2 separate regions of the Homo sapiens genome follow, and region 1 is linked to region 2. Evidence: chromatin contacts called from ENCODE Hi-C or POLR2A ChIA-PET data. All regions are on one chromosome and are shown on one strand. The core of a region is the stretch at or near the end of the contact, and the rest is flanking DNA. Distances in the headings are between cores, read along the strand shown.

What was found. A loop is a pair of places that touch in the nucleus more often than their neighbours do. ChIA-PET counts read pairs that join two places held with the same protein, here RNA polymerase II (POLR2A).
Region 1: a map of vagina shows a loop between it and region 2 (18-fold over the local background). The contact joins the enhancer-like site here to the promoter of PATL1 in region 2. A Hi-C loop is called at or near these places in 1 of 168 maps with a recorded cell type or tissue (vagina). POLR2A ChIA-PET finds 5 or more read pairs at or near these places in 1 of 52 experiments (MCF 10A).

Annotation. Positions count from the first base shown.
Region 1 is chr11:62,377,278-62,382,664 of GRCh38, forward strand. All of the region lies in intron 4 of ASRGL1 (asparaginase and isoaspartyl peptidase 1), which reads left to right. Among named protein-coding and RNA genes, the nearest start is that of SCGB1A1, 39 kb to the right of the region's middle. RefSeq lists an enhancer at 4,868-5,387. Within about 2 kb of position 3,693, at least 2 of the 41 ENCODE cell types and tissues checked have a DNase peak (open chromatin) inside an H3K27ac peak, as active enhancers do.
Region 2 is chr11:59,667,590-59,673,056 of GRCh38, forward strand. PATL1 (PAT1 homolog 1, processing body mRNA decay factor) reads right to left here and starts at 1,448. Exons shown (of 19, transcript NM_152716.3): 1 at 1,292-1,448. The coding sequence starts at 1,306. It overlaps PATL1-DT (PATL1 divergent transcript), which reads left to right and starts at 1,721. Exons shown (of 4, transcript NR_187296.1): 1 at 1,721-1,953. RefSeq lists a silencer at 1,178-1,527 and enhancers at 1,487-1,781, 1,708-1,997.

The DNA.
Region 1 (5,387 bases), core at 2,443-4,942, 2.7 Mb after region 2:
TTTCTTACAGTTTGTTGTAATAAATTGAACAGCTGGTTTAACTGATCATCCATGCTATATTTAATTAGAGCTGTCTCAACATCCCTTGTAGCCTGTACTACATATGCAGAATCTGATACAATATTAATAGGTTGATTAAAATCTTGTAACACTGTAAAGACTGCAACCAACTCAGCTCTTTGAGCCGATTGATAATGAGTTTTGATTACTTGCTCTTTTGGCCCTATGTAAGCTGCCTTTCCATTGCTGGAACCATCAGTAAACACCGTCAGAGCATTTTCTAAAGGTTCATGTCTCGTAATTTTAGGTAAAATCCAAGTAGTCAATTTTAAGAACTGGACGATTTTTGTTTTGGGGTAATGATTATCAGTAATTCCCACAAAATCAGTAAGACCAATCTGCCATGCACCAGAATTGATAAAGGCTTGTCTAACTCGTTCCTTGTTTAAAGGAACAACTATTTTGTCTGGGTCATTTCCACACAATTTTATTATTCGTAATTTTGCCTGACCAATTAATGTAACTATTTGATCCAAGTACAATGTAAAAGTCTTAATTGTACTGTGAGGAAGGAATGACCACTCCACAAGATCAGTATTTTGAACATTGATGCCTGCTGGAGAATGTGCAGTAGCAAAAATCAAAAGTTGGAGTGGGGCTAAGGGATCTATTCTATTTATTTGTGCTGGTTGAATTTTTTCTTCCACTAATTTAATTTTTTTTGTTGCCTCTGGAGTGAATATTCTTTTACTATTTAAATCTGGGTCTCCTCTTAAGATAGAGAACAAATTTGACGTGACATAAGTAGGAATGCCTAGAGTTGGCCGAATCCAATTAATATCTCCTAGCAATTTTTGAAAGTCATTTAATGTTTTTAATGTGTCTTTTCTTATTTCTATTTTTTGTAGCTTAATTTTTCTATATTCTATTTGCATCCCTAAGTAATGAAAAGGAGTAGAGGTTTGAATCTTATCAGATGCTATTGCCAGTCCAGCATTGGCAACCTCTGCTTGCAGAAATGTATAACAGTTAATTAATTTGTCTCTCATTTCTGCAGCACATAAAATATCATCAACATAGTGAATGATATAACAGTCTGAAAACTTGTCTCTAACTGGTTGAAGAGCTTGACAAATAGTTGGACTATTAAGCATTCCCTGAGGTAACACTTTCCACTGAAATCTGGTGGCTGGTTCTTTATTATTTATGGCTGGTATAGTAAAGGCAAATTTTTCATAATCCTGCTCCGCCAGAGGGATGGTAAAAAAGCAGTCCTTCAGATCAATTATAATTAAAGGCCAGTCTTTTGGGATCATGGCCAGAGAGGGCAACCCGGGTTGGAGAGGCCCCATGGGTTGAATTACGGCATTTACGGCTCTTAAGTCAGTTAACTTATGCCATCTGCCGGATTTTTTTTGAATTACAAACACAGGAGAATTCCAAGGCGAGAACGAAGGCTCAATATGTCCCTTTTCTAATTGTTCCTTTGCTAATAAATGTAAAGCCTCCAGTTTTTGTTTTGGTAGCGGCCACTGATTTACCCATACCGGTTTTTCTGTTTTCCAAGTTAATGGAATGGGTTTAGGAGGCTCTACAGTGGCCACCCCTAAAAAGGATACCCTATTCCTTTTCTTTCTTGATTTCTCTCAGTCTCAAGTGGAACTTTAATGCCATTTTCATTTTTTCCTAGTCCCTTTCCTGGTATATATCCCATATTAGTCATGATTTTTTGACTCCTGAGGCTGTATAATGGAGCAGGCATAGTGATTTCTGCACCCCATTGTTGTAATAAATCTCAACCCCACAGATGAAGTAATCATTGGTTGAAGTAATCATTGAAGTAATCATTGGTTGAACAGTACTTTCTTGATTATCCGGCCCTAAACAATGTAATAGTACTTTGATACACTTCTGAGGAGTGCCTACGCCGACAAGTCCTGTAACAGCCTTTCATTTAGGCCAATTTTTTGGCCACTGGTTTAAAGCAATGATAGAGACATCTGCTCCAGTGTCTACCAACCCTTCAAACTGTTTTCCTTGAATAATGGCCTTACACACAGGTCTGCTCTCTGAGAACTGACTTGCCCAATATGCAGCCTTTCCTGCCGGATCAGTGCTTCCAAACCCTCCTTTCTATTTATCTCACTGTTTCCAACCTTAATATAAGGCAGGAGTAACAACTGAGCAATCCTGTCTCCTGGACTGGCACTGCAAGGAATTGAGGAGCTAATAACCAATTGAATTTCACCTTTGTAGTCTGAATCAACCACACCAGTATGAATTTGAACTCCCTTTAGATTTAGACTTGATCTTCCTAAGATTAGTCCTACAGTCCCCTCAGGCAGGGGGCCATATACCCCTGTGGGAATTTTTTGTGGGGGCTCCCCTGAAAGCAGAGAGACTGCTTGTATAGTACATAAATCTACTGCTACACTGCCGCTTGTGGCAGGGGACAATTGTTGTATTGTGGTAACTGGCTCATTCCCTGAGGCACTTGTGACAGTGGGGGTTGTTGTCCCTGAAAACCCTGAGGAACAAAGGGCTGAACTGGGAATGCCCCAGTTTGTTGCAGGGCCTGAGGCTGGCCCCTTTGCTGTTTCCTGACAATAGTTGCCCATTTCTATCAAATTTAGAATTTGATAGAATTCTAATAGTGTTTTTCTTTTTTACATCTTGGACATAAGTCGGGTGGCTCTTTATCTGTTGTTGTTGTAGTAGCTTGAATAGTTATATTTTGTTTTTTTGAGGCTGGGCAATTCTTTTTTAGATGACCAATTTGACCACAATTATAACATTTTCCCCCAAATGTTCTAACTTGTCCTCCTAAAGCAACTCCCATTATTGCTTGAGCCATAAGCATAGTTTTATGCATAGCTCCTCCAATTCCATCATAGGCTTTTACGTACTCTGAGATTACATCTGATCCTGTGGGAACCTTCCCTTTTAATGGCTTAGTGGCTGATTGACACTCAGGATTGGCGTTTCCATATGCCATCAACTCCACTATGACCTTACGGGCATTTTCATCGGTAATTGACTTTTGAGCAGCATCTCGGAGCCTTGCCACAAAATCAGGGTAGGGCTTTTTAGAGCCTTGTCTTATTGTATTGAATGAGGGGCAGGTGGTTCCTGGGTCTTGGATTTTTTTCCCAGGCCCTAAGGCAGATAGCTCTAACTTGCTCAATGGCCTCATTTTGCATTATTGCTTGTTGATTAGTAGTGCTCCAATTTTGACCTTTTCCTAATAGTTGATCTGCATCTATGTTAACTGGAGGATTGGCAGCCCTATTACTTCAGACCTGTTCTTGTGCCCCATCAATCCACCAACTCTTAAATTGTAAAAATTGAGACAGTGAGAGTGATGATTTGGCCAAAATCTCCCAATCATAAGGAATGAGTCTATGTCCATGAGCAGTGGAACCTAATAATGTTCTCATATAAGGGGAGTTGGGTCCATACTGTTTTACTCCCTCTTTCATATCTTTTAACATTTTTATAGAAAAGGACTCATATCTGGCCCCAACTAGGGTAGGCGCTCCTTCTTGGGCCCCTTCTCCAGGTGGCATCGGTACTGGGAATTGCCACGCCTCAATATCTCCTTGTTTCCTTGCCTTATCAATAATTTTATGTAATGCACTACCTTGTCCACTAGGTGGTGCTGTAGGATAAAGTCTTATAGTGGGCGGCTGAGGCTATAGCGCCCTGCCCTGTGGTGCTGGAAACACTCCTGGCTGTCCATACTGATTTTCTGGGGGCGGCCGATACTGAAGTTCGGCTGGCGGCCAGTATTGATAGGCTACTGGCGGTTGGGTCTTATTTTCTACCGGCTGATATTGTGGATACTGTATTTGGATTGGCGTTGCCATGACAGAGACTCTCTATTTGATATTCTCTTGGGGTTTGTACTTGTCTAACCTGCATTTGAGGTTGTAATGTTACAGGCATCTGAACCGCTGGAAGAGGAGTTGGCCATCATGGTTTAGACTCTGATGGCCCCGCTAATTCTGGACCTTTTTCTTCTAATTCTAATGCTTCAGGATATATTACCTCCTGTAATTGATTGTAGTCAACATTTTGCATTGACCGAGCCATTACAGACTCTGCTACATATTTACAATGTGAACTTTTGAACTTTCCATTCCTTTCTGGGATTCTATCCCTGCCTATTCTTCACAATCTATTACACAGCTTTCAGGGGCATCAGCAACTGAAACGCTATCTTCTCCTGTTTGAAACAGTTCTAAATTAGCTGCTTTAATAATGGCCCAATCATTCCATACGGTAAGTGGGATGATTTTACCCTTCCTACTTGCTTGTTTTAATTCTTTGCCAATTTTTTCCCAATCTTTTAGATCTAAAGTTCCCTGTTCTAGAAACCATGGGCAGAATTGTTCTACTGTTTGAAATAGCGTGATTAGATTTTTTTGTAGAGACTCTAACTCCCCCCTTTTTAAAAGAATTTTAATAAAGCTGAGATAAGAGGCATATTTACTTTCAGTTTGCCCCATTGTTACCCTAGGTTCTTCCGAGGGCACAAGCTTACCACAAGACTGACTGTAGACGTACTCGGGAATCTCTCATCAACTTGTTCTCAATGACCACGCTCTAGCTCACCTTCACCCTAGAGAAAAGCACCCACGTTGGGCACCAGATGAAGGGGTGGCCAGCCCCTCTACACCTGTGGGCGTTTCTCATCAGGTGGGACGAGAGACTGAGAAAAGAAATAAGAGGCTGGGTGCGGTGGGTCACGCCTGTAATCCCCGCACTTTGGGAGGCCGAGGCCGGTGGATCACGAGGTCAGGAGATCGAGACCATCCTGGCTAACAGGGTGAAACCCCATCTCTACTAAAAATACAAAAAATTAGCCGGGCCCAGTGGCGGGTGCCTGTAGTCCCAGCTACTCAGGAGGCTGAGGCAGGAGAGACAGAGACAACGTATAGAGAAAAAAAAGTGGGCCCAGGGGACCGGTGCTCAGCATACGGAGGACCCCCACCGGCAACAGTCTCTGAGTTCCCTCAGTATTTACTGATCATTATCTCTACCATCTGGAGAGGGGGATGTGGCAGGACAATAAGTTAATAGAGAGGAGAGGGTCAGCAGGAAAACATGTGAACAAATGTCTCTGTGTCATAAATAAGGAAAGGTGCTATGCCTTGATGTGCATGTATACAAACATTAAAGAGCAGTATTGTCGCTAGCACCTCTCACCTCCAGCCCTAAGGCTGTTTTCTCCTATCTCAGTAAATAGAACATACAATCGGGTTTTAAACCCAGACATTCTATTGCCCAGGGACAAGCAGGAGACAGATGCCTTCCTCTTATCACAACTGCAAAGAGGCCTTCCTCTTTTACTAATGCTCCTCAGCACAGACCCTTTACGGGTGGGG
Region 2 (5,467 bases), core at 198-2,697:
AAAATTTCTAATTAATTCATCAAATACCTTTTAAGGACCTATTGCGTCTAAGGTTCTGTGCTAGGCTGTAAGGCTCAATGTCTTACATTGTAATGCAGGGACAATACCAACTATGGCAGAGAGTTGTGATGATCAAAGTGGGCAAAGATTACAGATTATCGAACAAAGGCTAGAGGCCACCACATCCTAGGTGTGTTCTATTTTCCCCCTTTACTTCAATCTTACTCAACTGATTTATTCTCCAAGTTTTCCTTTTGGTTTGGTCTTAGATCATTCCTATCAAGTATACCTGTCCTCAATTTTCAAAAATTCAGAATCAGAATTCCATATTCTATCAGTAGGTACGTTTGTGATACACCTTGCCTGGCTACCTCTTAGCTACCCTGTTTACAATGGAAAGATTAGGTCAAAGGGCGTTCTTCTTACCCCAGAGCCCTTCCAAACTCATGCCAATAGGCATGCCACTGCCTCCTTATCAGAGGCAACTTCCAGCAGTACTCCCTTCCAAATCACAAATATCTACTTTACCAAATCGCTGCTTTTTTAAATTAAAAATTCTTAAGGATCATTTACATCAGTTCTTTCATGCTACAAATTCAGAAAGTTTACGTCCAGAGATTAGGAGTCACTCAAGGTCACACAGTGAGTTGGTGACAGGGTCAGTACTGTCTGCTGCTATTGCTACATTCCCGGCACCTTCTCCAAACCCGCGTCTCCCAGCACTAGCCCAGAAGGAACTTCTGCAGGACACGCCCCCCTCCCAACTCGGAGCCCTCTTTAGTAAACGGGCTGGGGCCCTAATCCAACGGCAAGCCCAGGCCCCCTTCACCTGAAGGTAGCCTGTGTGAATGGGATGTGTGTCAGTGTAATTCGAGTGGAGGTGGGTGGGGGGTGGTTCCGGGTCCAGGGCGGGAAACGCGGCTCTGGGAATTCCCGGGTGACACCTACTTAAGAAAAGCACCCGGGGAGATGCAGTGCTCTACCCTCCGTGGCTCCTCTAGGGGTGGGGGCGGGGGTGTGGTCTGGTTACAGCACTTAACGGGCCCTCCCCACCCCAAAACGGAGGCCAACTTTCCCCAGCGGCAACTAATGGGACTGTCTCGACCCATGAAGCCAGCTCCCAGCCCTAGGATTAGACCCGCGACCCCAGACCAGTCGCGTCCAGCTAAGTCCTGCGACTCCCCCAGCCCGCCCCCTGCCCCGCAGGAACACAGGACCGGCGCGCGGAGAGAGAGTGAGGGAGAGGGGCGCGGGAGGGAGGGAGGGGTCACTTCCGGTCGCAACAGCTCACCTCGTAGCGGAACATTCTTGGGGAGGGGGGCAGGGAGCGGGGAGGGGAGAGGGGGAGGGAGGGAAGAAGCGCTGACTCCCCGGCTCCTCCGCGCGCGGGTCCTCCACCGGCTCGCGACCCCTGGCCGCCGCCGTACGCCGGAGCGTGCGTGGGGACGTGCGCAGGCGCGCCTCAGGCAGGGCGGCCACCCCGCTCGGCGCCCGGCGGCGGCGGCTGCGCAGGGACAGATTTGGCGTCCCGCTTCCTAGTCTCAGCGGCGGGAAGGAGGTCCCGTGGCGAGAGACTGCGCACGCGCTGCCCGTCTTCGGCTGCCTGGTGATCTGGGCTTGTAGCTCCGCCCCCTCTTTCTCCGCGCCCTCTAGGCGCTCGGCTTGGAGCTCAGGGGCCGGTCACGAGTTCTCCGTCACCCGTGGGGCGGAGAAAACCCTTGTGATTGTCACAGGATATAGCTTTGAAGAATCCTGCGCTTAGCCTGGGCTGGGAAAGATGAGATTCCCGGGCAGTTTTTCCAACGTCCGACTCACTCCTCAGGCTGCTCGGGGGTCTCCCCGTTGCAATCTGCGCCTTGCGCAGGGAAAAAAGAATGGAAAGTTGCTGGTCTTCGAAAGGGGCGGACTTCGTCGCCACTTTCAGCGGCTCGTCGCCTGCTGAATCCACAGCAGGTCAGGGCTGTGATTTATGTGGCTCAAAGTGATGACGGCGCCCGTTTTTTTTTTTTTTTTTTTTGAAATGCTGAAGACAGGTTCCGGGAGGTTTAACTAGGGTGGTATTTTTAAGCGCCAGGCTCATTAGGCGCGAGGAGCTGCAGAGCCTCGAAGGGCCGCACGGCCGTGGGCCGCTGGCCACGCAGCAGCAGGGTCTTCGGGCCGTGGTGCGCCGCTGGGTGACTCCACTTCCTTAGAGGATCGAACCCACAGAGGAATGTGTCCAGCTTAGAAGCTTCGGCCCCCTGGTTCCAGAATTCTGTTGGGTGGTTTGTTACCTCTAGCACGCTCCATGCCCTTCTTGCCCCTTTCCTTTCAGACAAAACTTGCAGCACAAAGAATGAATTCTTTTGGGTTTCGCAATCCGTTTCTTCCCTGGGCGTCTTAAAATGCAGCCTCGTCTCGGAATGGCATACAGTAAATCCCCTAAATGTTAGTGTGTCTGGATCAGTTTGAGTATCGGAAACGCTGAATTTGTGAAGAAAAGTTCTGGGTGGGAGCTTGTGCTTTGCCACTGGCTAGGAAACTTTGGGCAACTTACCTAAACCTCTCTGAGCCTTAGTTTCTTGTAAAATGGGTATAATTACACCTGCCTCATGATGGTAACACTACTAACGATTGAAGGCTGCCTGGGACTCTGCTAGGCGCTTTATAAAATGGATTATCTCATTGAATCCTTCCTTATGTGCCCCCCATGAGGTAGGTACTGTTATTTTCTCAGTTTACAGTTGAGGAACCTGAGGATTAGCGACATTGTTTGCCTCCAACCACCCAATGGCAAGTGGTAAAGCTAGCAGCTGAGATTTGTCTGATTATTAAAAACCGAGTGTCTTAATCACTGTGCCAGAATAACAAAAGCAAATGTTGACATGGGCCAGGCCTGAACTTTAAAGAAGTGGAGCGTCGGGACAAGATGATTTATTGGTTTTCAAGCATGCATGGAACATTATAAAACATCAAATACTAAGTAACAGGCCAGGCGCGGTGGCTCACGCCTGTAATCCCAGCACTTTGGGAGGCCGAGGTGGGCGGATCACAAGGTCAAGGAGATCTAGACCATCCTGGCTAACAGAGTGACACCCCGTCTCTACTAAAAATACAAAAAATTAGCCGGGCGTGGTGGCGGGCGCCTGTAGTCCCAGCTACTCGAGGGGCTGAGGCAGGAGAATTGCGTGAACCCGGGAGGCGGAGCTTGCAGTGAGCCGAGATCGCACCACTGCACTCTAGCCTGGGTGACAGAGCAAAGACTACGTCTCACAAAAAACAAACAAACAAACAAAAAAAACTAAGTAGCAGTACATCTTAATAATTACCAAAGAATTGGTGCCATGTAGATCAAGGGTTAGCAGACTATGGCCCACAGTCCAATCTGGCCAGCCACCCGTTTTTGTAAAGCAAGCTTTATTGGAATACAGCCAACCTTATTTATTTACATATTGTCTTTGATTGCTTTAATGTTATAAAGTCAGAGTTGAGTGGTTACAATGGATACAGTGTGGCCTGTAAAGTGTAACATATTTACTATTTGGCGCTTTACAGAGTTTGCTGATCCCTGATCTTGCAGATCATGTTTTCTGATCATTATGTAAGATATCAATAGTAAAAACAGATTAGGAAAAAAGTCTTAAGTTTTCAGAAATTAAAAAAGAAAAAAAAAAGTCCTGGCGCGGTGCCTCACGCCTGTAATCCCAGCACTTTGGGAGCCCGAGGCGGGCAGATCACGAGGTCAGGAGATGGAGACCATCCTGGCTAACATGGCGAAACCCTGTCTCTACTAAAAATACTAAAAATACAAAAAAATTAGCCGGGCGTGGTGGCGGGCGCCTGTAGTCCCAGCTACTCGGGAGGCTGAGGCAGGAGAATGGGGTGAACCCAGGAGGCAGAGCTTGAGGTGAGCCGAGTTCGCGCCACTGCACTCTAGCCTGGGTGACAGAGCGAGACTCTGTCTCAAAAAACAACAACAACAACAACAACAACAACAACAAAAACCAAAAAACCCCTCCAATTCAATGACTAAATAATGGAAAGCAGAAAATAGTTACAACTGATGTGGTGGGTGGATTGCATGAGCTCAGGAGTTGGAGACCAGCCTACGCAACATGGCGAAACCGCGACTCTACAAAAAGCACAAAAATTAGCTGGGTTAGTTGTTTTATTAGCTGCTCTGCATTATTTCTGGTCGTGGTGGTGTGCACCTGTGCCTGTAGTCCCAGCAGCTACTCGGGAGACTGAGGACGAAAATAGGGAAGCCTGAATATAAATTAGCTATAAAATAAACCCAAAGAAAGTACAAGGAAAGAAATGCTGTAGAGCAGGAATTAAAGGAGCAGAAAACAAAGTGTCATAGACAGGATCAACAAAATTTCCCATTTCCTCTTATACAACACCTGTCTGTGAGGGAGATTGAAAGTCCCTTTAAAAGAATAATGTATTTTTAGGCGGGTGCTGGTGGTTCACGCCTGTAATCCTAGCACTTTGGGAGGCCGAGGCGGGCGGATCACGAGGTCAGGAGATCGAGACCATCCTGGTTAACACGGTGGAACCCCGTCTCTACTAAAAGTACAAAAATTAGCCAGGCATGGTGGCACCCACCTGTAGTCCCAGCTACTCGGGAGGCTGAGGCAGGAGAATTGCTTGAACCTGGGAGGTGGAGGTTGTGGTGAGCTGAGATCACACCACTGCACTCCAGCCTGGGCAACAGAGGGAGACTCCATCTCAAAAAAAACTATATATATATATATATATATATATATATATATATATATATATATGGTTTTTTTTGTATATATATATATATATATATATATATATATAGTTTTTTTTGAGCTGCTAATAGGCCCATTATTAAGATGGAAAAGGTACAAGTTCTTTTCACAAGTGATTCTTTAGACATAAAGTATGATGTTTCTGGGAACTGTCCCTTGAGTGGGTGGGAGAAGGGAGGTGTCTCCTGCATGCCAAGTACATGGGAAAGGTTATTGACAGCTGAGGAAGGCCATCAATTAGAGAAAGCCACCACACCAGCTTTCTTTGGCATTATCTATGCTTTCTGGAGGCTCTGTAAGCCATTATAGTATTTACAGAGTATACATGTTTCTTTTTTACTTTTTTTTTTTTTTTTTTTTAAACCTGACAAGTTACTTGGGCTAGAGTGCGGTTGCATGATCACAGCTCACTGAGCTTCGACCTCCTGGTCTCATGCGATCCTCTTGTCTCAGCCTCCCAAAGTGCTGGGCTTACAGGCGTGAGCCACCACACCTGGCCTGTTTCTTTTCTAAATGTAAAAAAACATGACGTACAATTTACTTTCTTGTGAGACTGGTTTCAGATATTTTCATCAAGTAACTTACATCTCTAAAACACTGATTCCAAACTTTAACATGCATTTAGAATTGCCAAGATGGCTTGTTGAAACATAGACTACTGGGCCCCATCCCCAGAGTTTCACATTCAGTAGGAGGGAAGTCAGGCC